2 separate regions of the Homo sapiens genome follow, and region 2 is linked to region 1. The links are chromatin loops, found by intact Hi-C in ENCODE. Cell type or tissue: heart left ventricle. All regions are shown on one strand. Links, peaks and the distances in the headings refer to the core of each region. The heading gives the core; the rest is flanking DNA.

Region 1 (15,154 bases), core at 3,198-11,197:
GTAAGCGTTGTGCAGGAAGAAACGGCAGCAGCTCGGCCTCGTCTGCGGGTTCTGATGGTTAAGGCTTCTGTTACGTAGATGTGGCAGTGTTCCCTGCCTGGAGAGGAAGGGACAGTACTGGTGTCAGCAGTGGGAACATTTGGCTCCATTGCTCTCTACCCTCAGTCCTTAAAATCTCACCTGATATTCTCCAATGAAGTCACCCCTAGAAGCCTAAGGTCACAAAAGAGATTTTTTGTGTTGGGTGGAAAGGGGAGGTGAGGAGGGTGGCAGGCATGGAATACAGTGAAACCAACATGAAATTTAGGGTCAGGTCAGGGTTCCAGTCTCAATTCTGAGCCTCAGTTTCCTCAAAGGGGTTGCTGGAGGCTTAAATGAGATATTACATGTACTGCACCAAACACAAAATAAACACAGGTCCCGATCCCTTATCCAAATCCCTTGAGCATAGTTTTATTTGGGAATTTATAATTTTTAGTATTTATTATACATACACACATGCATCATACATAATCATGTAATATATACACATATGTATATATATACATATGTAACACCACCATAATCAAGCAGATAATATTCCTGCAGTGTATTATGAACATTCATATAAAGTGGGGAAAATAGAGTCAAAGTAGAATTATATTCACTCAGGTCAGGTTTTACCACTGACTTAGGAAAAAGCTTTGTTTTGCAGGGCTTTCTGGAATTTGGCTTTGTGGATAAGGGATGGTGAGTCTCTTGTGCTCATCACATCAACGCTGACTTTGATGGTGCACGTACCATGAGCTCCTATACTGAGGAGAAACAGGCAGCACTCAGTCAAGCACCACAGGTGCATTCTCAGTGAGCCCTGAGGACAACTCGGTGGTGTGGACACTGCTAACCCATTTTACAGATGAGGAAACTTAAGTTCATGATGTTCAGTCATTTGCAACTTACACCAGGGCCTATCTAATCGTAATTTTTAATGTATATTTTTTCAAATTCATTTTTAACTACATAGGTTGTATATGAAACACTCCCCCTATAAAAACTGTAACCATTTCTGGCCGGGCACAGTGGCTCACGCCTATAATCCCAGCACTTTGGGAGCCAGAGGTGAATGGATCACCTGAGGTCAGGAGTTCGAGACCAGCCTGTCCAACATGGTGAAACTCCATCTCTACAAAAAATATAAAAATCAGCTGGGCATGGTGGCAGGCACCTGTAATTCCAGCTACTTAGGAGGCTGAGGCAGGAGAATCGTTTGAACCCGGGAGGCAGAGGCCGCAATGAGCCAAGATCCGAGATTGCATCATTGCACTCCAGCCTTGGTGACAAGGGCGAAACTCTGTCTCAAAAAAAAAAAAAAAAAAAAGTAACCATTTCTAATTAAGCTAACCTCTGATGTCCCCGCCCTTTTGTTTTATCAGAGGGGACTGTGATGCAGCTAGAAGGGTCAGCCAAGTGCATGAGACCAGAGCCCCAGTCACCTGCCTCCTGGCCTGGTACCTTTCACCCACTCCAGGCAGCCCAGCTTTGTTTTCTCCCTAAATGGAAACAGACATAACCATCCTCTTTACAGGAACTCAGAACACCCCCCACCCCTCATTCTTCCCCTTACACAGCCTCTTTCCTTGGGTACAACAGCCCCAGTCTCTGAAGCGTGGCCCCCCTGAGTTCCCCATTCCTGTGACTGCAGGGCTCTTCCCAGGTTCCCCAACAGAGCCCCTTCATACCTGGTCAAACTTGGTTCTCATAAAGACTTTGCCTCTTCTTGGATTTCAATTCCTTTAGCCACTGGGGAGAGGGTTCATCCGACCTGAAACCACAAAGCCAGTAAGAGACTAGTTGAAACCAGACTGTGGGCTCCTTGCGGGCAGGACTGAGTGGTATCCGACTGTCTATCCCTGGGCCCAGGCGGGGTTGGGGCAAGCACTCAGAGGTGGTAAAGATGCCCATATTAACGGGACTGATAAGCAAGAAGTAGAAATTAACCACAGTGTCCAACAATGGGGAATATTAAATAAATCAGGGGTCCCCAACCCCCTGGGCCACAGACCGATACTGGTCCATGGCCTGTTAGGAACAAGGCCACACAGCAGGTGGTGAGTGGTGGGCGAGTGAGCGAAGCTTCATCTGTATTCACAGCTGCTCCATCACTCACATTCCACCTGATCTCTGCGTCCTGTCAGAGCAGCGGCAGCATTAGATTCTCATAGGAGTGTGAACCCTATTGTGAACTGTGCATGCAAGGGATCTAGGTTGCGAGCTTCTCATGAGAATCTAATGCCTGATGATCTGTCACTGTCTCCCGTCACCCCCAGATGGAACCATCTAGTTGCAGAAAAACAAGCTCAGGGTTCTCACTGAGTCTACTGTGAGTTGTAGAATTATTTCATTCTAATTACAATGTAATAATAATAGAAATAAAGTACACAATGAATGTAATGTGTTTGAATCATCACAAAACCACCCCCCTATACCCCTGGTCTGTGGAAAAATTGTCTTTCACAAAACTGGTCCATGGTGCCAAAAAGGTTGGGGACCGCTGAAATAAATCACGATATATCTGTTCTATGAGATAAACTGCAGTTATAAAAATTTATCTTGGTTGGACACAGTGGCTCATGCCTGTAACTCCAACACTTAGGGAGGCAGAGGCAGGAGGATAGCTTGAGCCCAGGAGTTTGAGACCAGCCTACGCAACACAGTGAGACCCCATTCTCCACAAAAAGCAAACAAACAAACAAAAAATTCGTCCTATATAAAATTATTTCCATCCATCCATTTGTCATGCAAATAGCTATTCATCCTTCCATCTCTCTATCCAGGTAAGTGTCTGTGATGGTTAGTTTTATGCATCAACTTAAACCTAATGTGTACCCAGATATTTGGTCAGACACTATTCTAGATGTTTATGCAAAGATATTTTTTCTTAGATGAGGTTAACATTTAAATCAGTAGGCGCTGAGTAGCACAGACTACCCTCCGTGATATAAAAGGGCCTCATCTACTCAGTTGAAGGCCTGAATAGAAAAAGACTGGCCTCGCCAGGCACGGTGGCTCACGCCCGTAATCCCTGCACTTTGGGAGGCCGAGCTGGGCGGATCACGAGGTCAGGAGATCAAGACCATCCCGGCTAACACGGTGAAACCCTGTCTCTATTAAAAATAAAAAAAAATTAGCCGGGTGTGGTGGTGGGTGCCTGTAGTCCCAGCTACTCAGGAGGCTGAGGCAGGAGAATGGTGTGGAGGCAGGAGAATGGTGTGAACCCAGGAGGCGGAGGTTGCAGTGAGTGGAGATGGCTCTGCTGCACTCCAGCCTGGGCGACAGAGCAAGAATCCGTCTCAAAACAAAAAAACAAAAAAACAAAACAAAAAAAAAAAAAAAAAAAGAAAAAGACTGGCCTCCCAGGAAGAAGAGGGAAGCCTTTTGGACTTCGACACTTCCTCACATCCCCAGCCTGCTGGTCTACTCTGCAGATTTGGGACTTGCCTGCCTCCACAATCACATGAGCCAATTCCTTAAAATCAATCTCTATACATACATACGTGTGTCTACATGTGCATACATATCTATATACGTACATGTATATACAGCTGACCCTTGAACAACACAGTTTGAACTGTGTGGGTCCACTTGGATTTTCTTCTGCCTCTGCCGCCCCTGAGGCAGCAAGACCAATCCCTCCTCTTCCACCTCCCCCTCAGCCTACTCAATGGGAAAACAATAAGGATGAAGGATGAAGACCTTTATGATGATCCACTTCCACTTAATGAACAGGAAATATATTTTCTCTTCCTTATGATTTTCTTAATAACATCTTTCCTCTAGCTTACTTTATTGTAAGAATATATAAAATATAACATACAAAATATACGTATGTGGTTATGAGTGAGGCTTCTGGTCAACACTAGGCTATTAGTAGTTAAATTTTAGAAAGTCAAAAGCTACATGCAGATTTTTGACTAAGTAGGAAGTCAGTACCCCTAATCTCTGCCTTGTTCAGGGATCAACTGTATTATTTACACACACACACACACACACACACACACACACACACACACACACACCCGATTGGCTCTGTTTCTCTGGAGAACTCTGAACAATACAATGCCCATAAGACATACAGCATACAGAGCTGCCTTTTGTTTATCAAAGGTCAACAATAATTGTTTTGGGGAGGTGAGATTTGTTTAAACTGTTTGTTTGTTTGTTTTGAGACGGAGTCTCTCTCTGTCGCCCAGGCTGCAGTGCAGTGGCGCCATCTCGGCTTACTGCAAGCTCTGCCTCCTGGGTTCACGCCATTCTCCTGCCTCAGCCTCCCGAGTAGCTGGGACTACAGGCGCCCGCCACCACATCCGGCTAATTTTTTTGTATTTTTAGTAGAGATGGGGTTTCACTGCGTTAGCCAGGATGGTCTTGATCTCCTGATCTTGTGATCCGCCCACCTCAGCCTCCCAAAGTGCTGGGAGTACAGGTGTGAGCCACCATGCCCAGCCTGTTCAAACGTTTTTAAATGGAAGAACACATACAGAAAGGTACTCAAATCAAAATGTGCACAGCTCAATGAATTTTCTCAAAGTGAATACATCTGAGTAGCCACCATCTACATGGTACTACTTTTGACTTTTATTTTTTAACCTTCTTCTTAGCAGTTTTCTGTGTTCTCAGAATTTCTTATAATGAGAACACAACATTTTAATAAAAAACAATAAAGTCAGGCCAGGCACGGTAGCTCATGCCTGTAATCCTAGCACTTTGGGAGGCAGAGGATCATCCAGGAATTCGAGACCGGCCTGGGCAACATGGCGAAATCTTGTCTCTACAAAAAAATACAAAAATTTGCCAGTCATGGTGGCACACAACTATGGTTCCAGCCACTCATGGAGGCTGAGGTGGGAGGATTCACCTGAGACTGGGGAGGTCGAGGCTATAATCATGCCATTGCATTCCAGCCTGGGTGACAGAGTGAGACCCTGTCTCAAAAACAACAAAAAACAATAAAGTCACCATTGTTTAAAACTTTATTCAAGAAAAAAAAAATCACGTTTATGAAGATTGTTAAATGGGCACGGGAAAACATTCATATGGAACATGGAGCAGGGGAATCAAACTACGCAAACGTCGTGATCTCAGCTACATTACAAAGAAAAAGAAAATGGAAGGAGAGATGCCCAGATATCAACAGTCATGGTCTTTGCACAGTAGGATCGTGGATGATTTTCTTTTCCCCTTTGTATTCTTTTTGTATTTTCTACAGTCACTGCTTTTATAATCAAACACACATGCACACAGGACGTGACTGATTCTGTTCTCAGAGAAAGCTCCTGAGACCCGTGGCCCTGGAGGGGTCGGAAAAGATGCTGGCCTGTTGGTGGTACAGTGGGGGTCTGCACCTGAGGGGGTGAGAGATTAGGTGACTCTGGAGTCTAGGGGCAGGCCTTCAACTGCTATGCCTGCCAGCCTAGGAATGAGGAAGAAGAGGGCCCCCTGGGCAGATGGGGGTCTAGGGTACTCCAGACTTCAGCCAAGCTTTGCCTAATAGTGGTGACACAAGCCCAGGCCTCCAGAGGTGCCTCTGAGGCCCTAGTCTGGGGGTTTCTCCAGCCACAGAGAAATGCTGGAGCCCTCCACTGACTCTGGAGCCAGAATTCTGGCATTACCAGAGCAGGGAGGCACTGTCTCAACTATGGCCCTGTCTTTCTCTAATGTCTCACCTTCTGGTTCCCACAGCCCACTCTGCGCTATGTATTTTACACTGCCTGAGGCTCCCAGGTACATCTGGCCTCCAGGCCTTTGCATGTGCAGTGGCTTTAGCCTGGGATCCCCTCTCACTGCCCGTGGTCCAGCTAAGACCCAATTGTCCACCATGATTCAGTTCAAGTATCTCCTTCTCTTGGAAGCTTCTTTTTTTTAATTAGAGAGGCAGGGACTTACTGCATTGCCCAGACTGGAGTGCGGTGGCACGATCATGGCCTCCATCTCCTGGGCTCAAGGGATCCTCCCACTTCCACCTCTGGAGTAGCTGGGACCACAGGCATGTACCACCACAGCCAGCTAATTTTTTTTCTTTATTTCTTTTTTTATTTTTCGTGACAAGGTCTCATTCTTTAGTCCAGGCTGGAGTGCAATGGTGCAATCATAGCTCACTGCACTCCAACCCCTGGCCTCAAGTGATCCTCTCACCTCTGCCTTCCAAAGTCCTGGGACTATAGACGTGAGCCACTGCACCCAGCTGGAAGTCTTTTCTGCCGCCCATCCTCAAGTGTGCATTATGAGCCCTTCACCTGCCTCCCTCCATCACAGGGGTCAGAGAAAGGGCCAGAGAGTAAAATATTCCTGATTCTGTGGGCTGTGGGACATCTGTGCTACTTCTTAACTCTGCAGTGGTAGCACTAAAGCAGTTATGGACAATACATAAATGAATGCATGTGGCTGTGTTCCAATAAAGCTTACTTACAAAAACTGATGTGGGCTGGATTTAGCCTGTGGGCCATAGCTTACCCACTCTTGCTCTGATCCAACCAGCACTTACTATCATTACAACTCTAGCATCAGGAACAATCCCTAACTTTCATGGATTAACAGTGCTCATGATAAGATTTCCACTCTGCTTCACTGAGTACTTCTACATCCCAGGGCTCAGGCACAGGGCTTTAGACACACTCTTGTTTCATCCTCATGACCACCTCGGAAGGTTAGGAGGTTAGAAAACCCACTTTACAGTTGAGGAAACTGAGGTTCAGGAGGTCAAGTACCTTTTCCCACATCATGCAGCTCTTAAGCAGCAATGGTGGAATTAAACCCTGGCTGTGTGACCTTAGATCCCCTGTTCTTAACCTCCACCTCCAGCTGCTGAAACACCCCTCTGAGAGCCTGAGAGCCTCTTGGGGGGCAGAAGCTGCTTTGTGCTCGTCTCTACACAGAACAGCCCAGGATCGGGATAGCTGTTCCACGAAGGGAGTGAAACCGATCTCATTCAACCTGGCCGTGCCCTTTGATCCACCTTCCCAGGTCCTCCAGATCTCTGATAATAAAGATACTTCCCCAAAGGGGAAGAGGAGGGAGAATGCCTCAGTTTCCCCATCGGTCTGGAGAGGGCTAAACTAGATCAGTAGTTCTCCAGCAATGGTGCCCTGGCGTTCCATGTAGCAGGTGGCAGTGGGCGGGGAAGAGGAGAGGCCAGCTGGCCTGATTCCTGGCCTCCTTCCCCGGCCTCTGTTGTACTTTTTAGGTATCTGAGTATTGAGAATTCTCATGAACAAAGCTTCTGCTGCTAGAGAAAATTAAAAAGTTGTAACTCTCTTCTATTCAGCTCTAAAACCTATGCGAGCACCTCTCTAGAAGTATAGCCTGAGTTTGGAAGGAGAGGGACCCCCATTCCCCAAGACCCCTCACCTCTCATCCTTGTCCATGCTGGAAGGCAGCACGCGACTGCCCAGCACCCCAGGCTGGAAGGGGGACTTGGGGCTCTTGGGTTGGGGTGCCCAGCTGGGGGTCTCGCCAGGACTGTCCACCTCTGGCCTCTTGTGCAGCTGAGCCTGGGGAGAAAAGAGAGCTGAGTCTATAAGCTGCCCTTTGTCTGGGGAAGGGCCCCCTCCCATGCAAATGTCAGGTACAATGAGCCTTCTGCAAACACTCGGGGCCCCCTGAATCGGAATAAACCCAGACAGGAAACATGGGGGCTGAGAAAAGTCAGATGTCAGTCTGGCATTCCAAGCAGCCACCCTCGACCCCCAAGATCGAATCACCACCCAAACCCCACATAATCACATTCTCTTTTGCTGAAAAGCCACCATTTGTAGTGTGCTCAGCACACGGCATGCCACCCTGAGAACTCTACATGGAGAGAGCAGCTCCCTCCATCCAACAGCTGCAGCTTAGCTCCGTTCAGTTCCTTACTCCTGGAGCCATGTAAATAAAATGAAGTTTTCGACAGTCTATTAGAGTCCCATAAGAAAACCGGAGGGCAAATATCCACCCATTTTTGGAGGGCATGTTGGGAATGGAATACAATGGTGTGCATAAAGTTCCCTTGCGGGACCTGAGGTGTGAGTGGTGGCAAGTGGCTTCTCTCTCCCAGGCCGTGTTGGGTCAGCCCCCAGCAACAGCAGTCATTACCATTGTCCACTGATAGCTTCTGTGCACTGATCACCCATCACTTTTGCTCTACCAGGCTCAAGAAATATGACAAATGTGAGTTCGTTCCATGTGTGTATGATTCTTTTAGGGCAGATCCTGGCTTTCCCCATTTTACAGGGCGAGAGAGCCCAAAGCTCAAAGGTCTAGCCCGAAGTCACACAGCTTTTATGAACTGGGATTCACACCGGGTCTGCCCGCAGCCCAACTCCAGGGTTCTTTCCAGGACAAGCCCTGCAACCTCCCCTGGTTGTTAATAATCGCCTAGCACTGCTGTGGTAGAGATTGAAGTTTAAGCTAACACTGATGAATGAATGGCCAGAGCCCCGTTTTCACAGAGCACAGTGGACTGGAGCTGTGTTCTGGAATCCCAAGATCTGCCTCAGCAGTTACTCGGTGCATCCACATGGGAGCCCCAGGGCCTCCATCTCACCTACACCCAGGGCCTGTGGCTGTCTGCCTCCTGCGTTAGGCTACCTTATAAGATCATTTGCTTTGTGGCAAGAAAGAAAATGAGGGAAGGAAGGAAGGAAGGATGGGAGGGAGGGAGGGAGGAAGGCCAGATGCGGTGGCTCACGCCTGTAATCCCAGCACTTTGGGAGGCCGAGGCAGGCGGATCAGGAGGTCAGGAGATTGAGACCATCCTTACTAACATGGTGAAACCCCGTTTCTACTAAAAATACAAAAAATTAGCCAGGCATGGTGGCCGGCGCCTGTAGTCCCAGCTACTCGGGAGGCTGAGGCAGGAGAATCGCTTGAACCCGGGAGGCGGAGCTTGCAGTGGATCACACCACTGCACTCTAGCCTGGGTGACAGAGAGACTGTCTCAAAAAACAAAAAAAGAAGAAGGAAGGAAGGAAGGAGAGAACAAGGAAGGAAGGAAGGAAGGAGAAAGAGAAAGGAAGGAAGGAAGAGAGGGAGGGAGGGAGGGAGGGAGGGAGGGAGGGAGGGAAAGAAAGTCAGAAAACCTCTAACCTAGTTCTAGTGACTGAAAGATGTTCACACTGTAAGGGCCTGTAAAATCAATTACAGACACAAGCACGCATCCACTACTGACTGATTTTCTATTCGTGGAAGAAATGACAGAAAAGCAAAACTTCCGTCTACTAAAGGAGCAACAGAGTCACGGCGCTCCCACATGGGGATTGTGTGGCCTGCATGGCATACACAGAGTTGAGAAATTCCACCAACAATTCAGGCTTGTCTGCCTTCATTTCTTCTTCAATAAAAGGGGAACGAAGAGCTACCTTTTGCAAGGTTGCTGGAGCATAAAGTGAGTTTGCAAGCACATGATGTCTGAAACAGGGGGGCAAAAGGGCCTCTTTCCTCACCCAAATTAAGTGCCATTTGGTTCCAGGACTATGAGAGACACTTGTGAGAGCTGGACGTGGGGAGGAGGGAGGCAGCTCAGCCTTTCCCTCAGCATTGCATAATACAGTTGGCATTCTGGTGCAATTTGGGAGACTGGGACTTGGTTCCAGCACTGGCTTCCTGTGTCATCTGGTACTGAAATGATCATTTTCTGTGCCTGCCTTCCACAGCAGACCGGATTCCTCAAGGGCTTCAGGAGCCTGGGTTTGTTCACTCCTGCTTCCCTGATGTTCAGCACTGGTGAGCGTCACCAGTTGGATTCTCAGCCCACTTTACAGATAAGCAAACCAAGGCTTAGCTATGACACCAGAGCAGCAGGTTTGGGGGCGGAGGAGAGTCAGAAAGTGGAGATTAAGCAACACAGGGCCACTGGTGAAAGCCAAGTAAGTTGGTAGTATTGTTAATGGTAGAAGCCAATTTCCTAATTTTGCCAATGTGCTATGGTCATGTGAAATACTATCATGTGGGTGAAGCTGAGTGAAGGGTATGGAGAAACTCCCTGAGTTATTTTTGCAACTCCGTTTGAAACTTAAACTATTTCAAAAATGGAAGGAATGAAGGAAGGAGAAGGAAGGAAAAAAAGAAGGATAAAAAAGGATGGACAAAAAAGGAAGGAAGGAAGAAAAGAGAAAGGGAGGGAGGAAAGAAAGAAGAGAAAGGGAGGGAGGAAAGAAAGAAGAGAAAAGGAAGGAGAAAGGGAGGGAGGAAAGAGAAAGAGGTAGGAAGGGAGGGAGGAAGAAGGGACAAAAGGAAGGAGGAAGACAGGGAGGGAGGAAGAAAGGAAGGAAGGACGGAAGGAAGGAATATGTTTGTTTTTTGTTTTTTTTTTGAGATGGAGTCCCGCTCTGTCGCCCAGGCTGGAGTGCCGTGGCGCAATCTCGGCTTACTGCAAGCTCCGCCTCCCAGGTTCAAGCCATTCTCCTGCCTCAGCCTCCCAGGTAGCTGGGACTACAGGCGCCCGCCACCACGCCCGGCTAATTTTTTTCTATTTTTTAGTAGAGACGGGGTTTCACCATGTTATCCAGGATGGTCTCGATCTCCTGATCTCGTGATCCGCCCAACTCGGCCTCCCAAAGTGCTGGGATTACAGGCGTGAGCCACTGCACCCAGCCGGAATCTATTCTTTACACTGCTAAGGTTGAGGATCATGCCCACCAGGTGACTCTTGGTGAGAGGTCTGGTACCTTTAGCACTGCCGGATCCATGCCTGGAAACGCAGGCATCCTCTGAGGATGGCTGACAGGGGTCCTCTCAGCTTTGGATGCCGTCTCCTCCTCATCCGACTCCTCCTTCCTGGGTGATTTCTCCTCTGTTGCAAAGAAAAGGGCACTGAATTCATCAGCAGCTGCCATGTATTGAGGTCCTACATGCCAGATAATTTGCACACAGTATCTCATGCAATGCTCACATCAGACCTGCACAGAAGACGCTATGGCCCATTTTACAGATGAGGACCACCAAGGTGCCTGCTTTCATGCTCTCTCTTCTCACAACTCTGCTTCTTGCCAGAAGATACTGACAACAGGCAGAGTAGGTTTTCTTTTGCGGGAGGACAGAGGCAAACCCATCTCCTGGGCCCTTGGCTCATTCCAAGTCAGGGAATAGAAGGAAATCTTTGGCAGAGGCAGGAAAGTAGATAGGAATGCTTTCAGCCAACAATGCACCGAGGTTATGCTCTCAGAGGAGAATGTGGAGAGCTTCATGTGTCTTGTGGAAAGGCGGCCCAAAGGTGGACCAGGAAGCCATTTTCCTTGACCCCAACTCCCCTATCCAGGACTTAACCCCAGACCCGTGCTTGAGGCTGAGCTGATCACTCAAGCTTTTGGGTGATGGGCTGCCTATCCCACTCTTCCAGGAGTGATATGGGAGGAGTTTCTACTTCTCTGAGACCAGGATGCTGGCATGGGCACAGTGAGGATTGGAGGAGGGGGCGGGGATGAAAGAGGCAAGACCTGGTGCTCTGGAGCCCTTGGGCTACCCGAGGAACTGAGGTACGCTAAGAAAACACAGACCCAGCCTTCCCCATCCAGCCCCTGGCCGGCTCCTCCAGGCTGATGGGAGCCAGAGGTGCTGCTGCCACGTTCCAGCTGGGGGTATTTGTGTGCTTTTGTCCCTATTATGGTCTTCATTTGCTCCAGGTGGCTTAATAGAACTTGGCTCAGAAAACCAAGAAAGTGCAGAGAGGTCTCACCTGAGGCACTTAAACATTTCCTTTAATAACAGAAATGGGATAGGAGTGGGAGAGAGAACTCTCCAAGCATTTCTTTAAGGTATCTGGTCAGAAGCAATGCCCCTCACTCAGCTCAGAGCCTGGTCTGACATCCTAATGTTTGCTATGGGCAAATCCCAAATGAACAAAGGCACCTACAAGATGTTTTTGAGGACTAAAAAGGCTGTGTCTACATAGAGTGGGCAGGTCAGCTGCTCTAGTTTCCATTGCAAGAAGAAATTTTTTCTTCTTTTTTTTTTTTGAGACAGAGTCTAGCTTTGTTGCTAGGCTGGAGTGCAGTGGCACGATCTCGGCTCCCTGCAACCTCCGCCTCCTGGGTTCAATCGATTCTCCTGCCTCAGCCTCCTAAGTAGCTGGGATTACAGGCACGTGCCATCATGCCCAGCTATTTTTGTATTTTTAGTAGAGACGGGGTTTCACCATGTTGGCCAGAATGGTCTCAATCTTCTGACCTCGTGATCCACCCACCTCGGCCTCCCAAAGTGTTGGGATTACAGGCGTGAGCCACCACGCCCTGCCTGTTTCTTCTTAAAAGTCTTTCATGGCTCTCCATCTACAGACGAAATCTAACTCCTTAGCAAAGCATCAGGGATCTCCATGATCTGGCCCCTGCCTACCTTTCCAGCATATCCTGCTATTCCCAGCTTGAGCAACACGTAACTGTTTAGGGATGCTCCTGCCACACACACAGTTCCTCGGGTAGCCCAAGGGCTCCAGAGCACCAGGTCTTGCCTCTTTCAGAATGTTCTTTCCACATCTCTGTCCCTTTGATCTTGTTGATACTTCTGCCTGGAATAACTTTCCCTAACTCATTATTATCCATTCTTCAAGATTCAGCTCAGGTTTTGATACGGTAAGCAGCCAAAATAGTCCTTAGAGGAAAATGTATAGCCTTAAATGATGCATTAGAAAACAGAAAAGATTGATAATATATGGACTGATCTTTCAACTCAGGAATACAGAAAAAAGACCAGCGAGCAAACCTAAAGAGAATACAGGGGTGGATTTAATCAAAATAAAAGCAGAAATAGTAAAACCTTATTAAGCTATGTCTCTGTCTCTTGTAACTCAAAGAGCCTCAATTAATATACTAACCTTCAAAACACTGTTTTACCTAGTTTCTGATAAGTTCTGCATAACAAGAAATCAGTTTCCACTTTTGGGAGTGCCACCCTGGAGGCCAACGCATTGGGCAGGGGAAGCGGCTCCGTTCCCTTCCCAACGCAGGAGGCGCAGGTGCTGAAGCAGCTGGTGGAGCCGCGCGAGCACGAGCGGGAGGTGCTGCACAAGGCGCTGGAGGAGAATAACAACTTCAGCCGCCAGGCGGAGGAGAAGCTCAACTACAAATGGAGCTCAGCAAGGAGATCCGCGAGGCGCACCTGGCCGCACTGCGCGAGCGGCTGCGCGAGGAGCTGCACGCGGCCGAGGTGCGCAGGAACAAGGAGCAGCGAGAGGAGATGTCGGGCTAAGGGCCCGGGACGGGCGGCGCCCATCCTGCGAGAGAACACGTTCGGGTTTTGGTTTTGTTTCGTTCACCTCTGTCTAGATGCAACTTTTGTTCCTCCTCCCCCACCCCCGCCCCCAGCTTCATGCTTCTCTTCCGCACTCAGCCGCCCTGCCCTGTCCTCGTGGTGAGTCGCTGACCACGGCTTCCCCTGCAGGAGCCGCCGGGCGTGAGACGCGGTCCCTCGGTGCAGACACCAGGCCGGGCGCGGCTGGGTCCCCCGGGGGCCCTGTGAGAGAGGTGGCGGTGACCGTGGTAAACCCAGGGCGGTGGCGTGGGATCGCGGGTCCTTACGCTGGGCTGTCTGGTCAGCACGTGCAGGTCAGGGCAGGTCCTCTGAGCCGGCGCCCCTGGCCAGCAGGCGAGGCTACAGTACCTGCTGTCTTTCCAGGAGGAAGGGGCTCCCCATGAGGGAGGGGCAACGGGGGAGGCGGGTGATGGTGTCTGGGAGCCTGCGTGTGCAGCCGGAGCTTGTTGAACTGGCAGGGGGTGGGTGGGGGCTGCAGCTTTCCTTAATGTGGTTGCACAGGGGTCCTCTGAGACCACCCGGCCTGAGGTGGACACCCTGGGCCTTCCTGGAAGCCTGCAGTTGGGGACCTGCCCTGAGTCTGCTGGGGAGTGGGCATTCTCTGCCAGGGACCCATGAGCAGGCTGCATGGTCTAGAGGTTGTGGGCAGCATGGACAGTCCCCCACTCAGAAGTGCAAGAGTTCCAAAGAGCCTCTGGCCCAGGCGCCTCCGTGGGACAGCCCCGCCGCCCCTCCCCACCAGGGCTTTGCAGATGTCCTTGAAAGACCCACCCTAGAGCCCTTTGGAGTGCTGGCCCCTCCTGTGTCCTCTGCCCTGGTGGAAGTGGCAGCCACAAGTCCTCCTCAGGGAGCCCCAAGGGGGATTTTGTGGGACCGCTGCCCACAGATCCAGGTGTTGGAAGGGCAGTGGGTAAGGTTCCCAAGCCAGCCCCCACACCCTTCCCACTTGGCACCCAGAGGGGGCTGTGGGTCGAGGCCTGACTCTAGGCCTCTCCTGCCCACACCCTCTGGGCTGAGTTCCTTCTTTCCCTTGAATGCCCAGTGCTGGCCTTGGAGGATGGTCAGCTGGAGGACGGCGGTGGGGGAGGCTGTCTTTGTACCACTGCAGCATCCCCCACTTCTCCACAGAAGCCCCATCCCAAAGCTGCTGCCCGACCCCTTGCTGTAAAATGTGAAGGGGGTGGCTGAGTTCTCTTAGGACCCAGAGCCAGGGCCCTCAGCTTCCATCCTGCGGGAGGCCTTGGCCGGGCACTGCCAGCGTCTTCCAGAGCCACACCAGGGACCACGGGAGGATCCTGACCCCTGCAGGGCTCAGGGGTCAGCACGGACCCACTGCCCCATCTCCCTCTCCCCACCAAGACAGCCCCAGAAGGAGCAGCCAGCTGGGATGGGAACCCAAGGCTGCCCACATGTGGCTTTTGTGGGACTCAGAAAGGGAAGCAGAACCGAGGGCTGGGATATTACTCATGGTGGCAGCTCTCATAGTGCAAGCCTACTGTAATATGCACCCATCTCATCCATGTAGTAAAGTGAACTTAAAAATTAAATGAACAATTAAATAAACACCTGTGTGTTTAAGACATGAAAAAAAAAATCAGTTTCCTATGTAATTGTGTTCTAATGATCTACAGCCTTCCAAGTCAGGAATTTTTTCATAGGGCTTAGTCTAAATCCTTCCTGCTGTTCAATGTGCTATCTGAGGAGGAGAGAAGTCATGGCATACCCGTTGAGTCTTTGAACATCCACGTGTTGTCAGTCTCATCCTCCAAAGGTGATCTGCTCTCGGACTCACTAAATCGGCTGCGCCGGAGGGAGTGGGAGATGGGGGCCCGGCGGCGGCTTCTCTTGCTGAGCTGCACCCGGGTCTTGAGGGCACTTGAGTCGAGGACTGAGGTTT
Region 2 (15,154 bases), core at 3,634-11,633, 250 kb after region 1:
CGCCCAGGCTGGAGTGCAGTGGTGTGATCTCGGCTCACTGCAACCTCCGCCTTCCGGGTTCAAGTGATTCTCTTGCCTCAGCCTCCCGAATAGCTGGGATTACAGGCACCCGCCACCATGCCCAGCTAAGTTTTGTATTTTTAGTAGAGACAGGGTTTTGCCATATTGGCCAGGCTGGTCTCGAACTCCTGACCTCACGTGATCCTCCCGCCTTGGCCTTGCAAAGTGCTGGGATTATAGGTGTGAGCCACCACACCTGGCCAACATCCATAGTTTTAAATCATATCTTCAAAGGAATGCATCAAAGGGTTAAGTCCCACAGACCTTCCTTTTGTAGATGGGGAACCTGAGGCTCAGAGCCGTTACATAATTTGTCCTAGGTGGCACAGCCAATCTGTGACAGATGCTGGAATAGATCCAGAAATTGGACTTACCTGGCTGCATAGCCGGGAGAATGTGATAAGAGATAAAAGTCCTTCCCAGACCCAGTTTGCCCATCTGTGCATCTCAGCCTGGACATGGCCTGCACCCCCCAGGCTGGACTGGGTGCCCTTCCTCTGTGCTTGTCCCCAGTGTCACCCCAGGCTTTTTCATGGTGTGGAGCTGTGTCTGTACTCAAGCCTGTATATATCGATTGATGGGTTGGGGAAGATACACATCTCAAGCTTTGCTTACGCAACCTCACACTCAGACACCTCCGGCTGCCCTAGTAAACATGTTCCTTCTGCAGGTTCTTCGTCCCAGGTCAAAAGCCCTAGAGGCATCCTTGCCTGTTCACCTTCCCTCACACCCCAGGCCTATTCTATTAGCAAATCTGATCAGCTTGACCTTTGCCCTTCAAAATCAATCCAGAATCTGACCACTCTTTGTCCTCCTCCCCTAACCCCACCTCCACGTCCATCCACATCCACCTTTGTCTCTTGTCTGACTGACGAGTCATCTTCTGAAGACTTCTCCCTCTGCTTCCCTTCTGCCTGTTCTCCACCCAGGAGCCAGAGTGGTCTTTTGAAAACCTAGGATGGTTCATGTCATACCCCTGCTAAAGACCAGCCATAGACTCCCTACCACACTCACAAGTGAAAAGCCAGGCTAGGCACGGTGGCTCATGCCTATAATCCCCAAACTTTGGGAGACTAAAGCAGGAGGATCTCTTGAAGCCAGGAGTTCAAGACCAGCCTAGGCGGCCAGGCGCGGTGGCTCACACCTGTAATCCCAGCACTTTGGGAGGCCAAGGCGGGCAGATCACAAGGTCAAGAGATCGACACCAGCCTAGCCAACGTGGTGAAATCCCGTCTCTACTAAAAATACAAAAATTAGCTGGGCGTGGTGGTGCGCATCTGTAGTCCCAGCTACTCAGGAGGCTGAGGCAGGAGAATTGCTTGAACCCGAGAGGCAGAGGTTGGGGTGAGCCGAGATCGCGCCATTGTACTCCAGCCTGGCGACACAGCAAGACTCGGTCTCAAAAACAAAAACAAAACAAAACAAAAAAAGACCAGTCTGGGCAACATAGAGAGACCTCACCTCATCTCTACCAAAATAAATAAATAAATAAATAAATAAATAAATAAATAGCCAGGCATGTTGGTGCATGCCTGTAGCCCCAGCTACTTGGGAGGCTGAGGTGGGAGGATTGCTTGAGCCCCAGGAGGTTGAGACTGCAGTGAGCTGTGATTGTGCCACTGCACTCCAGCCTGGGCAACAGAGCAAGACCTTATCTCTGCTACAAGGCGCACCGCTCTTTCCTACCCTCATTACTTCTAGTCACATGGGCCTCTTTGCATCTTCAAATGTGCCAAGGGCACACTCCCCTCAGGGCCTTTGCACCTGCTCCCCACTCTGCTTGGAATATTCCTCTGACACCTCTCCACGTGGCTCCCTCCATCACCTTCTTCAGGCTCAGCTCAAAGGTCACCTTCTCATGGGGCTTTCCATGACTATCCCCCAATTACCCAATCACTTGCTATCTCCCTCCAACGCTTCATTTTTCTCTAGGGCACTTATTGACATCTAACATATTACATATTGACTTGCTTATTTCCTCCCTGTCTCTCTCTCTCCCTCCAGAGTCTAAGTTCCATAAGGAGGGGCTTTTTCTATTTTCCTCACTGCTGAATCCTCCAGGACCTAGAACAGTTCCTGGAACATTGTAGACACCCAATAAATATTTGTTGAATGAGTGAGCACATGGACATATTGCTATATTTTGTTGGTCTGTCTTGCCTGCAAAACTCTAAGCTCTTTGAAGGTGGGGACTACGTTCTGTTCACCACTGTATCCTGGGGGTAGGGGGTTAAGAGATCACATTGAGCTGGGCACATTAAAGTTGAATGAATGATTGATCAACCCCTCCAATTTACAGAGAAAGACATAGAAGCCAGAAGAAGAAAGAGACTTGGCTTGACATATCAAGTCCCTAGCAGCTACCTCTAAACTCCCAGTCCCATTTCTCCTCCTGAGATTCTGCCTTTGTATGGCTTCTCTGGAATCATCCCTGTCCCCTGGGCAGGGCAGGCATGAGAGCTGACCATGCCCTAACCTTGGGCAGCTCTAGTAAGCCGTTGGGTTCGTTGGCCTTTAAATTAAATCCTTAATATCACTTTGGGCTTAGGGCCCAGAACCCGAGCCTGATTCCCAAAGTATGAGTCTCAGTTCTATGGCTTGCTTCCTGAGCCTCAGTTTTGTCATCTGTAAAATGGGAACAGTGATAATATTATCTATAATAGTATCTATCGCATCAGGTGGCCATAAGGCTTATAGGTAACAAGTGCTTACCTATGCAAGTGCTTAGACCGAAGCCTGGTGAGTGCCCAGAAATTGTTGACTGCTATTAAAAGTTAAGCACTGAGCCAGAGGAGAAAATATTCAGTCCCTTTCAAGCTCTCCTTAGGTGGATTCCAGCCAATTGCAGCCTGGCCGGATGTGGTTTCGGGTTATAATGCCTCATTTAGGTTTCTGGGCACCTGGACGGTTGACGTGATTTTCCCAGGTGACATTGAGCATTATCTGGAGAACAAAACTCCTTTCAAGGTGAGAAACGCCTGGACAGCCACTGGCGCAGCCAGAGAGAGGCACAATCATAGGCCTAGGTGGATTCAGCTCTCCCAGGCTTCCTGGCTGGAATTACACCCCTCACTATCTTGCCAACCCAAAGGAGAGGCTGATTTTGGTGTAGGGAAAACACCACCACCACCACCAAAAAAACCCCATAAAAATACTGTCCCCTCTCACTCAAGGGAGGATATTCCACTTGCTGGCGAGCAGCCACGAGGTTTTTCTCATCTCGGGGTAAAAAGCCCGTGCAACTTGACCCAGATATACCTGCCCAGGTTTATCTCTGCCCCTCCCCCAGCAACACACACACACACACACACACACACACACACACACACACACACACTTTATCCCCTTGAAGCTTCACAACAACCCTCACTCCCATTTTCCAGAGAGGTGAGGCCATCTCCCCAAACTCCTATAGATGGGAAGGGGAGGATCTGGGCTTCTCTGCCTTTTTCCATCATATCACCCTGCCCATTGACTGATCCCAACACTGTCTGCCCCTAGTCCAGACTAAGGGATTCATAATCTTCTTGTACAGATGGAGAAACTGAGGCCTAGAGCAATGGGCCTAGAGCCACTTGCCCCAGGTCCCGCACCAGGGATATGGTGGAGTGGTTGGTTGGCCTCTAACCCCAGAATTCCTGCCATGTTTAGTGGGTGGCTGGGCTTAGATGGCCAAAGTGAAACCCAAGGTTGTGCCGCAGGTGCCTGGCAAAGCTGGCTAAGTGCCCTTGGCCTGGTTGGCAGCTCAGCTGCTTTTGACCTTGAGTGCCCTTGGGCAGGCTCACCCTTCTGGGCTTCCTTTCTGGCCATCAATGGCAGGATTGGCTATTTGTTAGCAAATCACCTTCCAGTCTCAGCCATGCCGTGAAACCATGACTATTATTAAAGTAAGACTTGACTCTACATTGACTTACTTTTATATTAAAATACATTTGAGGCCGGGCGCGGTGGCTCACACCTGTAATCCCAGCACTTTGGGAGGCCGAGGCGGGTGGATCACAAGGTCAGGAGATCGAGACCATCCTGGCTAACGGGGTGAAACCCCGTCTCTACTAAAAATACAAAAAATTAGCCGGGCATGGTGGCGGGCGCCTATGTCCCAGCTACTCGGGAGGCTGAGGCAGGAGAACGGCATGAACCCGGGAAGCAGAGCTTGCAGTGAATGGAGATCGTGCCACTGCACTCCAGCCTGGGTGACAGAGTGAGACTCCATCTCAATAAATAAATAAATAAATAAATAAATAAATAAAATACATTTGAATTTCGGCCAGGTGCAGTGGCTCACGCGTGTAATCCCAGCACTTTAGGAGTCCGAGGCGTGCGGATCACGAGGTCAGGAGATGGAGACCATCCTGGCCAACATGGTGAAACCCCATCTCTACTGAAAATACAAAAATTAGCTGGGCGTGATGGCTTGTGCCTGTAATCCCAGCTACTCAGGCTGAGGCAGGAGAATCGCTTGAACCAGGGAGTCGGAGGTTACGTGAGCTGAGATCGCGCCACTGTACTCCAGCCTGGAGACAGAGCAAGACTCCGTCTCAAAACAAAACAAATGAACAAACAAACAAACAAAAAAATTTGAATTTCCATTGGAAAAGCAGTATCATGCCAAAAAAAAAAAAAAAAACAAATATACGCAAAATCAAACCACATTCACAGATTCTCACTAGAGTCTTGCTATGGACTGAATATTTGTGTCCACCCAAAATTTATATGTTGAAACCCTAACCCCCAAGGTGATGATATTAGGAGATGAGGCCCTTGGGATCTGCTTCAAGGGAACCCAAACCAAGACATCCATGGTGTTTCAGTCCAAAAGTAAGACGCAGAATGCAATACGTAATGCTAGCCTGGCCAACATGGTGAAACCCCATCTCTACTAAAAATACAAAAATTAGCCAGGTGTGGTGGCATGTGCCTGTAGTCCCAGCTACTCGGGAGGCTGAGGCAGGGGAACTGTTTGAATCTGGGAGGCAGAGGTTGCAATGAGCCGACATGGCACCACTGCATTCCAGCCTGGCCGACACACAGCAAGACTCTGTTTCAAAAAAAAAAAAAGATAATACCATCTGCAGCAATGAGAAATGCACGCATACAGCACCACACCAATTTTGCAAACCTAACTCCACACAAAATGACATACATTAAATAATTAAAATAAAAAAAAAACAAAGTGGCTGCTATAAACAGCATCTGTGTTCCTTGAGGCCAGCCTGGCCAATATAGGGAGACCTTGTTTCCACAGAAAAGAAAAAAGGTTTCTAATTAGCCACATGTGATGGAACGTCTCTGCAAAAAAATAAAAATAAATAAAAATTAGCTGCCCCAGTAGTCCCAGCTACTCAGCAGGTGGGAGGATCGCTTGAACCCAGGAGTTTGAGGTGGCAGTGAGCTATGATCATGCACTGCACTCCAACCTTTTTTCTCTGAAAGAAAGAAAGAGAGAGAGAGGGAAGGAAGGAAGGAGGGAGGGAGGGAGGGAAGGAAGGAAGGAAGCAAGGAAGGAAGGAAAGAAAGGGAAGGAGGGAAGGAGGGAGGGAGAGAGAAGGAAGGAGGGAAGGAAGGAAGGAAGGAAGGAAGGAAGGAAGGAAGGGCGGGCATATGTGTGTGAATTATTATTATTTTTTTTTTTTTGAGACGGAGTCTCGCTCTGTCGCCCAGGCTGGAGTGCAGTGGTGCGATCTCGGCTCACTGCAAGCTCCGCCTCCCGGGTTCACGCCATTCTCCTGCCTCAGCCTCCCAAGTAGCTGGGACTACAGGCGCCCGCTCCCACGCCCGGCTAATTTTTTTTTGTATTTTTAGTAGAGACGGAGTTTCACCGTGTTAGCCAGGATGTTCTCGATCTCCTGACCTCGTGATCCACCCGCCTCGGCCTCCCAAAGTGCTGGGATTACAGGCGTGAGCCACCGCGCCCGGCTATGTGTGTGAATTTTTAAAAGGTGCCCCGACTGGGTAGAAGCAGCCCTTTAGAACAGAGGAGGCTCCATGGAAGAATGGATAAATAGGCCGTGCGCGGTGGCTCACGCCTGTAATCCCAGCACTTTGGGAGGCCGAGGCAGGCGGATCACAAGGTCAGGAGATCGAGATCATCCTGGCTAACACGGTGGAACCCGTCTCTACTAAAAATACAAAAAATTAGCCGGGCGCGGTGGCGGGCGCCTGTAGTCCCAGCTACTCCGGAGGCTGAGGCAGGAGAATGGCGTGACCCCGGGAGGCGGAGCTTGCAGTGAGCCGAGATCGCACCACTGCACTCCAGCCTGGGCGACAGAGCAATAATCTGTCTCAAAAAAAAAAAAAAAAAAAAAGCGATAAATGAATGAACGAACGAACAAATGAACAAATGAAAGTATGCACGGAATATGAGAAGAGCCCTGCATGGACCAGTGAGGATGATGTGCCATGAAGAAGGTGGAGGGGCAAATGTTCAAAGGTCTTTCAGGGCTAACATTTATTCTAGGACTTGGGGGTTGTACTTCTAGAATTTGCTAGGGCAAAGTAACCCCCACTACCAGACCACAGTTATTAGTACCTCCCATTTGCATCTCCAGGCTCAAGGGGGGCTGATGATCTGGGGTCTGATCATAACACCAGATCCCTGGCTAGGGAGCACCTCGGCCAGCCCCTTTCTCTCCTTGTCCCTGCAGTCTCCATTAGTAATCTTCCCTGTTGACCCCTAGGTCAGCGATACTGCCTAATGTTGAGCAGTGTGTGGGTAGCTCTGGGGCTCTCTCTGACCTGCACCTCAGCCTTCAGCCTCATCTCCCCTGCCTGGTTCCAGACCCCGACCTTCTCCTTTGGCATCCTCACCTACTGCTCCTGGCCTCAGGGCAACAGTTGGAACCAGAGCTGCGTGACCTTCAGTTCCCTGGAGGATATTCCTGACTTTGCCTGGAAGGTGAGAGCTGGCTCACCAAGTCACTGGGTCTTCAGGGGCTCGTTTAAACTCATTAAGGCAGGAAAGCTGGCTGAGCGGAATTCGAGGAGGCTTTCCTCACTGCCTGAGTGTCCCAGTGGCTTCGAATTTGCCATTACTCTCCTTAGAACTGAGCATAGAAGTTCTTCAACCTGACAGCCCTTCAGAAACACCTGTGCAACTTTGCAAAGATGCCAAGTTCTGTGCTCCACCCGGAGCCCCTGTCTCTGTAGGCGTGGAGTGGGGTCCGGCTACTGATAATTTAACAAACATGCAGGATGATTCCAAAGGCAGCTGCCGGCCAATGTAGCACCTTCGTGCAAATTAGGAAAAGGTGCCCCTTCTTTAGGATGCTCTACTGCCATCTGCTGGAAAGTCACTGTAATCAGTTTGCAAATCTATGATGGCCCCCAACGTGTCTCTGAGAGTTGTGCAGTATACAACCTGCACGCTCTTACCTGGCCACCCTCTAAACACTGCTAGGTTTAAAAATGAAAGCTAAGGTGTTAAAGTCCCAGCTATGATGCACATTGCCAAAATCAACAATGGGGAGAATGGGAAAGGACTCCTAGTCCAGCACCTCTAAGGAAGAATATACAGCCTTCAAAATTGATTGTTATAAGGGTGATGTAACAGCAGCTACCAGGTGCCTCTCCTGATGATCCTGGCATGTAGCAAGTGCTTAATAAAGGTACTATATGCTGGTCAGTCAATGTGGATCTTCATTCTGGCTCTACCACTTAATTACCCATGTGTTCTGAGGCAAATGACTTCAGTTTCTTGGACTTTTATTGGAAAATTTATTTTCTTGGACAGTTTCTTTTTATGTAAAATGGAGATCATAATAGCACAAACCACATGCTGCGAGGACTCAGAAGCTGGTCAATGAGCAGGGGAGCATCCACCTGCCCCTGTCCCAGCCAACACCCTTCCTTCTGTCTCTTCCTTGCAGGTCTCAGCTGTGATGCTCCTCGGAGGCTGGCTCCTGTTGGCCTTCAATGCAATTTTCCTCCTGTCTCTTCCCTGCAGGTCTCAGCTGTGATGCTCCTCGGAGGCTGGCTCCTGTTGGCCTTCAATGCAATTTTCCTCCTGTCTTGGGCTGTGGCCCCCAAAGGGCTGTGCCCAAGGAGAAGCAGTGTTCCAATGCCAGGGGTGCAGGCAGTGGCAGGTAAATCCAATGCACAGGCACATAGTCAGTGCTCTAGACATATTTATGGAATGAATGAATGAATGAATGAATGAATGAGTCTGTGAGCAGAGCCTGGCCTCTCGGGTCAGACCTCAGAGATAAACCCTAGGATTGTTGACTATTCCTGGTCCTTTGGCAAGCCAGAAATCAGGGGGAGGGAGAGATGGCATCCTTAGTGTCACCCATTACTGCTCTTAGCTGACCCAGTCCTAATAATCTGTCCCCCTTTGTTTCTCGCTCATCCATCCACTTCATGTCATCCTTACCAGGGCCACCATACACAGTTGGGGATGTTGTGCACTGTGCAAGCATGCCCAGCTGAGAACTGAGAAGATGCTGAAATCTAGTCCATACTTCACTTGCTAAACTGTGAACCTGCAAGACTGCATCTCTTGAGAAGGGTCACTTTTCTGTAATTTATACATAGCTTTTGAATATACTAGCCAGGTCTTCATTGCAATCCTCATTCAATTAATGCTCCACCATCTCTTGCCTGGATTACAGCAATAAGCACCTCACAGGTCTCACTGCTGTCACTGCTCCCCCTTAGTGTCTATTTGGCCACATACTGGACAAACGAGTCCTGTTAACCTGACATCAGATCATGCCACTCAGACTGGCTTATCCACCCTCCAATCACTTCCCATCATACTCAGAGTAAAATCTGAACTTCTTACCGTAGCCTATGAGGCTCCACCTAACCCAGTCCCCAGTCCCTCACCAACCTCATCTCTTCCTTCCTCTGCCAGGCTCAGTGTGCTCTGGCTATTCTGATTTGCAATCTGTTGCTCATATACACCATGCTTGCTCCCTCTGCTGGACTCCTCTTTCCCCAGATTTTCACAGGTCTTGCTACTCACTTCATTACGGGCTCTGCTCAGATATCACTGCCTCCATGAGGTCTTCCATGACTTCTAGCTAAGGGATCTTCCCTCTCCTTAGATTCTCCATCTTCTTACTTTGCTTTATATTTTTCATAGCACATACTTACCTGAAATATCTAATCTGCCTACTTGATTATTGTCCCTCTTTCTCCAAAGAACATCAGCTCCATGAGGAGAAGGACATGTCTGTCTGCCTGGTTATCACCAGCCCCTAGCACAGTGCTTCATACATAATAGGTGCCCAATAAACATTTGCTGAGTCAATTGATGGAGACATGATCCTTGTCCTAGGCTTGCTTGCAGTGTCTAGTTTGTTGGGCGGCGGGGGGGGCGGGGGTTGGAGGGCATCAGTCAGTGGATATTTCACATGGTGGGGATGAGCAAAGGATGCTAGAAAAAACTCCAGGAAACACCTGACCCAGTGCATGGATGGGCCCAGTGTATGCATGGGTTAAGGCAAGCTTCTTGGAGGAGGTCCCACCTGAGCCAAGTCTGGAAGGATGAGTAGAAGTTAGCCAAGAGTACAAGGGCATTTCTGGTAATGGGAACCTGAAGAATAAAGGCATGGAAAAAAGGGAGCAAGGCATGTGCAGGGAACTGAAAGTAGACAAGGGTGGCTGGAGAGCAGCAAGGGAGGCCAGGGGATCTTCTGATTTCTTTTATGAGTGCCTTGGAAGCAAGAAGGTGTCCAGTCATTTCATTAGTATCATTAATGCCCACTGCAGCACCTCTAACAGTTTTGATGAATGAACACGTGACTGCATGGGTGAGCTAGTGAATGGATGAATGAGTGTGTTGATAAGTGGATGAATGAACTGTTGGATGAATAGATGGATACATTGGTAGATGGATGAATGGATAGATGGATGGATGGACTGGTGGATGGATGAATGGATGGATGCAAGGATAGGAAAAATTGATAGAATGGAATATAGTTGGATGGATGTAGGATGAGAGATGGGTGGATGGATGGATTGGTGGGAGGCAAGTGGCTAAGTAGGCAGATGGACAGATGAATGGATGAGTGAATAAATAGGTGGACAGAGGGATGGAGAGAATAAGTGGAGATGAACATGGCTGAGTGGATGGATGAGCAGATGGACAGAAGGGTGGAAGTGTAGTTGAGTGAGTGAGTAGGTGGATAAAAGGAGACATGAGCCAATAAATAAGTGAATGGATGGATGGGTGGGTTAGGGAATTGCAAAAATGAGTGGGTTGTTAAGTGGATGGATGAACAATGAATGAATGGGTGGATATTTTAGTGGATGGATGAGGAAAATGGGTATACTGGATGGATGAATGGAAGATGAGGGTGGATGATGGGTGAGCAGATGGATGGGTGGCAGGCAGGTGGTTAAGTAGGAAGATGGACAGAAGGATGGATGTGTGAATGGATATGTAGATAGGATAGAGAAAATAAGTGGGTAAGAGTATGTTTGAATGGATGGGTTAGTGAAGGGACAGATAGTTGGAAGCGTAGTTGAATGAGTGGGTAGACAAAAGGAGAGATGAGCCAATAAATAAGCAAATGAATGAATGAGTGGGTGGATAGATGGATGGGTGGATAAAGGGTGGATGAGTCGTGGGATGGAAAGTTAGTGAGGTACCCCTTGGCCAACACATTGTCTTTCCTTCCTGCTATCTCCAGCTACTGCCATGATTGTGGGTCTGCTGATTTTCCCAATCGGCCTTGCCTCCCCATTCATCAAGGAAGTGTGCGAAGCCTCCTCCATGTATTATGGTGGGAAGTGCCGGCTGGGTTGGGGTTACATGACTGCTATCCTCAATGCAGTCCTGGCCAGCCTCCTGCCCATCATCAGCTGGCCCCACACAACCAAGGTCCAAGGGAGGACCATCATCTTCTCCAGTGCCACCGAGAGAATCATCTTTGTGCCAGAAATGAACAAATAAAAATCTCCTGGGAGTAGCACAAAGGGCACACTCCAGAGTTTTATGAAATCATCATGTAGCCAACTTCAAATCCCATCTCTGCTCCTTCTTGCTGTGTGACTTCAGGCAAGCCACTTTACCTCTCTGGAACAGTTTTTTCTTCTGGAAAATGAAAGTTGAAATCATACCTACCTCATAAGGTTGTTCTGAGAATTCACTGGAGATGCTCTGTGTAAATAAAGCACTTTGCACCATGTCTGGCACATAGCGTTCAATAAATATTGGCTACTATTATTACAATCCTTACCTCAAGGACTGTGCTGAGAAGTCAACATCTTTAAGAAAACTGCCCAGGCTAATTCTGAGTTCATGGTTGTCACTCAAAAACTAAATTGTTTAATTGGCATGCGCATATTCTCTCTCCCTTCTCTTTTTATAATTCTTCCTTGTTTTAGATAATTTGAAAATTATTTATTTTCTCATCAAATATTTAGTGACTGCCTATTATGTATAAGATTTTGAGCCAATAGGCTGGGAGCGGTGGCTCACACTTGTAATCCCAGCACTTTGGGAGGCTGAGACGGGTGGATCATAAGGTCGGGAGTTCGAGACCACTCTGGCCAATATGGTGAAACCCCATCTCTACTAAAAATACAAAAATTAGCTGGGCGTGGTGGTGCATGCCTGTAGTCCCAGCTACTCAGGAGGCTGAGGCAGGAGAATTGCTTGAACACGGGAGGCGGAGGTTGCAGTGAGCTGAGATCACACCGCTGCACTCCCACCTGGGAGACACAGGGAGACTCTGTCTCAAAAAAGACAAAAAAAAAAAAAAAGAGCCAATTTTGGGGTGGGGAGAAGGAGTTAAGGACCTTTCTCACCCCTTATGAAAATAATCCCGTTGATGTGGAAACTACACTGTTACCTGGGACCCTTTAGAATCCATTTCCAACCTCTCTCTTCAGGCTCTTGTCACCCACCCAACCCCTGTGCCTCTCCTTCTAGCCACAGTAAACTTCTAAGCCCACAGCAGTCCTATTCCTGTGGCACGCCAGGACTCACCAAATGCAGGCCTCCATGACAACTGTTTCAGCACTGACCGAGTGCTTAAGTTTAATGTTAAAAGCCAGTGACCTTATACAAAGGCTGGAATGTAACAAAAGCCCACCAAGAGTTTTGCCTAGGCCTTTCCTGGGCCTCAAAGCATGACAAAATAACGAAGGAATTCTTAACACTACCCATTTTAGGATTAAACAAGTTTTACTGGGGTTCTGAAGAAACTCCCCAGGCCTCCACAAACAACTTTATTAGAGGTCTGAAGGAACCCCCCAAATCCCCGTGATTTAGCAGGAGACAAGATAAGGGTAATCATCTCATTACTTGGACCCATTTAGATTAGTAAATTTACTGAGGCTCCAGAGGAAGGTCTTCAAGACTCAGACCTTAGTTATAGATTAAAAGAAGTTAATTAATTAATTAATTAATTTTGAGATGGAGTTTTGCTCTTGTTGCCCAGGCTGGAGTCCAATGGCGTGATCTCAGCTGACTGCAACCTCCGCCTCCCGGGTTCAAGCGATTCTCCTGCCTCAACCTCCCGATTAGCTGAGATTACAGGCATGTGCCACCACACCCAGCTAATTTTTTTGTATTTTTAGTAGGGGTGGGGTTTCACCGTGTTGGCCAGGCTGGTCTCGAGCCCCTGACCTCAGGCGATCCACTCATCACAGGCTCCCAAAGTGCTGGGATTACAGGCATGAGCCACCGCGCCCGGTCCACTTACATCTTCAGATGAGTGCACACTTACATGTAGACATATAACTTAGAATATATAAGCTCTGGAAAACTTTGTAATTTTGAATTGGTCTGGCAATAATTTCCAGACCTTCTCCCTCTAACTGGTTACGGAAATAGGAAACTTTCTTTCTCCCCAGTTCATCTGCATCTCACTATTGGGTCATGAGAAATAGCAGCCTGACCCTCAGTTTGGTCCCGGAACATTCCCACCTCTACAGCTTGGCACATGCTGCTTGCTCGGCCAGGAGTCAATCTGTTGATTTCTCCTGTGTTGATACATTGCTCTTCTTCGGGAGCAGTACCCTAATCTTCCTATAAAAAATGACCCACAGTTGGCCAGGCGCCGTGGCTCACGCCTGTAATCCCAGCACTTTGGGAGGCCGAGGTGGGTGGGTCATGAGGTCAAGAGATCAAGACCAACCTGACCGACATGGTGAAACTCCATCTCTACTAAAAATACAAAAATTAGCTGGGGGAGGTGGTGCACACCTGTAGTCCCAGCTACTTGGGAGGCTGAGGCAGGAGAATTGCTTGAACCTTGGAGGCAGAGGTTGCAGTGAGCCGAGATTGTGCCACTGTACTCCATCCAGCCTGGTGACACAGTGAGACTCCGTCTCAAAAAAAAAAAAAAAAAAAAATGACCCACAGCCACTCTGTGGCCACCTTGGGCTTTAAGATGGATAAATGAGCCCTTCTGGCGAATCACACCTGGTCAGAATGATTGATTCAGAGTTGGGCATGGGCTCTGTGGAAGCCAGCATGGAGGAGAATAGAAGCACGAGATGGAGAGAGGTGGAGCTCTAAGAACTTCATCTGAACATCTGGACCCAGCCATACTTGACTCCTATCTGCAGAAGACATGGTCATAGGCAGCTCTAGGCTGGCATCTCCTAGCATAGCTGCCCCAGAGGAAAGAGTGAACTTCTCTTTCCTCTCTTGGTATATATAAATCCCAGGGAAGGGGTCTGATCGGCCTGCAATGAGTCATGTGCTCACCCCTGGGCAGGGAGGGCCATGTCAGGAGTCTCACTAGAAGGCCACCGTTATAGTTCCCCAAAGTTGAGGGGGTGCTGGTACCAGAAGGAGGGAAGGATGCTGAGCAGGCAGAAACTCAATGGCCAGTTCTCTCTTTAAGGGAGTCTTTCTTATCCCAATTTCACAGAAGTGAAAATCAAGGCTCAGAGAGGTAAAATTACTTGCCCAAGGCCACACAGCCGATCAGTGACAGAGCTGGGATTTGAACCCAGGTCTGTCAGACTCTGTGATAGATTCAAAATAACACCTGGATTTGTTTCCTCTGTCCCCATCCATCCAGCTCCTCATAATCAAACTCTTTTGGCTTCAAACACCCACCCAAGAATATACATGAACACCCCCCAGGAGTGATTCCACTGTTCTGAAGACACATAGTTCACAGAGAACACAGATTGTTATTTATCTTTCAGTATGAACAATAAGAACAACTTGACAGCTTTTTAAAACAGAACAATAGAAAAAAAGTAATAGCAAATCTAGGAAGATACCCCAAGGGGTTCAAATGGACTGAAGACCAGTGGTTCATTTCAAGTGTTATCAGAAGCACTTCAGTGCAAACCTGTCTCATATGGGTAGATGCCTTAAGCCTCGGGCAGATCCCAGTACAAGGAGGGGCAAGTGGAAGCCAGCAAGTAGAAGCTCAAACTCAGTCTGCACAGCACCTACTGGTGCTTGAAACATGCTGCCTCTTCTCTGTAATAACCTCACTATGGCCCCTGAGTTTCTTAATTTTCTCTTTGAACTGTTTCAGCAAAGCCAAAGGGAATGATTCTCCAGCCGGTAAAGCAGAATCAGTTACAGAGAGACTCTGTCTTTATTTGGCAATAGAGGGAGTGCTGCAATTTTCTCTTCATCAAAACAAGAGGCATCCATTGTTTGCAAGGAGTCCTGCACCTACAAAGCCTGGAAATTACTGTGCCCACAAATTTGAAAAAAGAAAGCCAGGAAGACATTGGAGCGTCCCTGTACCACATCCTTATGTAATGGAAAGTCTCCACAATCCCGTTGGTCATTTGAATTCTGCTGGAGTTGACTTAGAAATGGACTGGCAAGCTGGCACTTCAAAAAGTGTCAAATTGTGCTCCTCTAGAGTTTATACCTGTCCTGGGCTCAAGCTCTCAATATGCACAGTGGCTTGGAAGCCAAAAAGATGGGGAGCTGGGAGCCCTTTCCTGACAGCAGAATCAGATGCAGACTGCAGTGTCAGTGTAGATGATGCTCCTGCCAAGAACTGATGGCCTTATCATACCGAATTTCAGAGTTTCTCTAAGACATAGCCCAGGAGGGTCCAAGGCTCACCCTTTCTGGAGTTCTCCTCCTACAGCTGCATTCTCTTAAGTATCAAAGTCTCACCTGAGAACCTAAGAAAGGTAGACGATGGGAACTCAGGAC

What was found. Hi-C counts contacts between places; a loop is a spot of excess contacts. Peaks named below come from ENCODE experiments on the same cell type or tissue, not always from the same donor. Only the 100,000 strongest peaks of a DNase experiment are listed, where the experiment ranks them.
Region 2: it touches region 1 in a loop (2.9-fold over the local background); 9 of 110 quality-filtered maps call a loop at or near these places.

Annotation. Positions count from the first base shown.
Region 1 is chr22:25,177,349-25,192,502 of GRCh38, reverse strand. It overlaps KIAA1671, which reads right to left. Exons shown (of 13, transcript NM_001145206.2): 9 at 14,981-15,154; 10 at 10,680-10,804; 11 at 7,384-7,526; 12 at 1,719-1,801; 13 at 1-97. The coding sequence ends at 1,723. It also overlaps the pseudogene STMN3P1. Among named protein-coding and RNA genes, the nearest start is that of CRYBB3, 15 kb to the left of the region's middle. RefSeq lists an enhancer at 4,703-4,872. In heart left ventricle, for the core only: no CTCF peak of the experiment used is centred there; no DNase peak of the experiment used is centred there.
Region 2 is chr22:24,931,136-24,946,289 of GRCh38, reverse strand. It overlaps LHFPL7 (LHFPL tetraspan subfamily member 7), which reads left to right. Exons shown (of 4, transcript NM_001388199.1): 2 at 6,738-6,955; 3 at 8,003-8,141; 4 at 10,695-11,192. The coding sequence starts at 6,755. The coding sequence ends at 10,957. Among named protein-coding and RNA genes, the nearest start is that of LHFPL7, 8.0 kb to the left of the region's middle. RefSeq lists a silencer at 8,794-9,088. In heart left ventricle, for the core only: CTCF peaks have their summits at 7,137, 7,337 (motif pointing left) and 8,997 (motif pointing left); no DNase peak of the experiment used is centred there.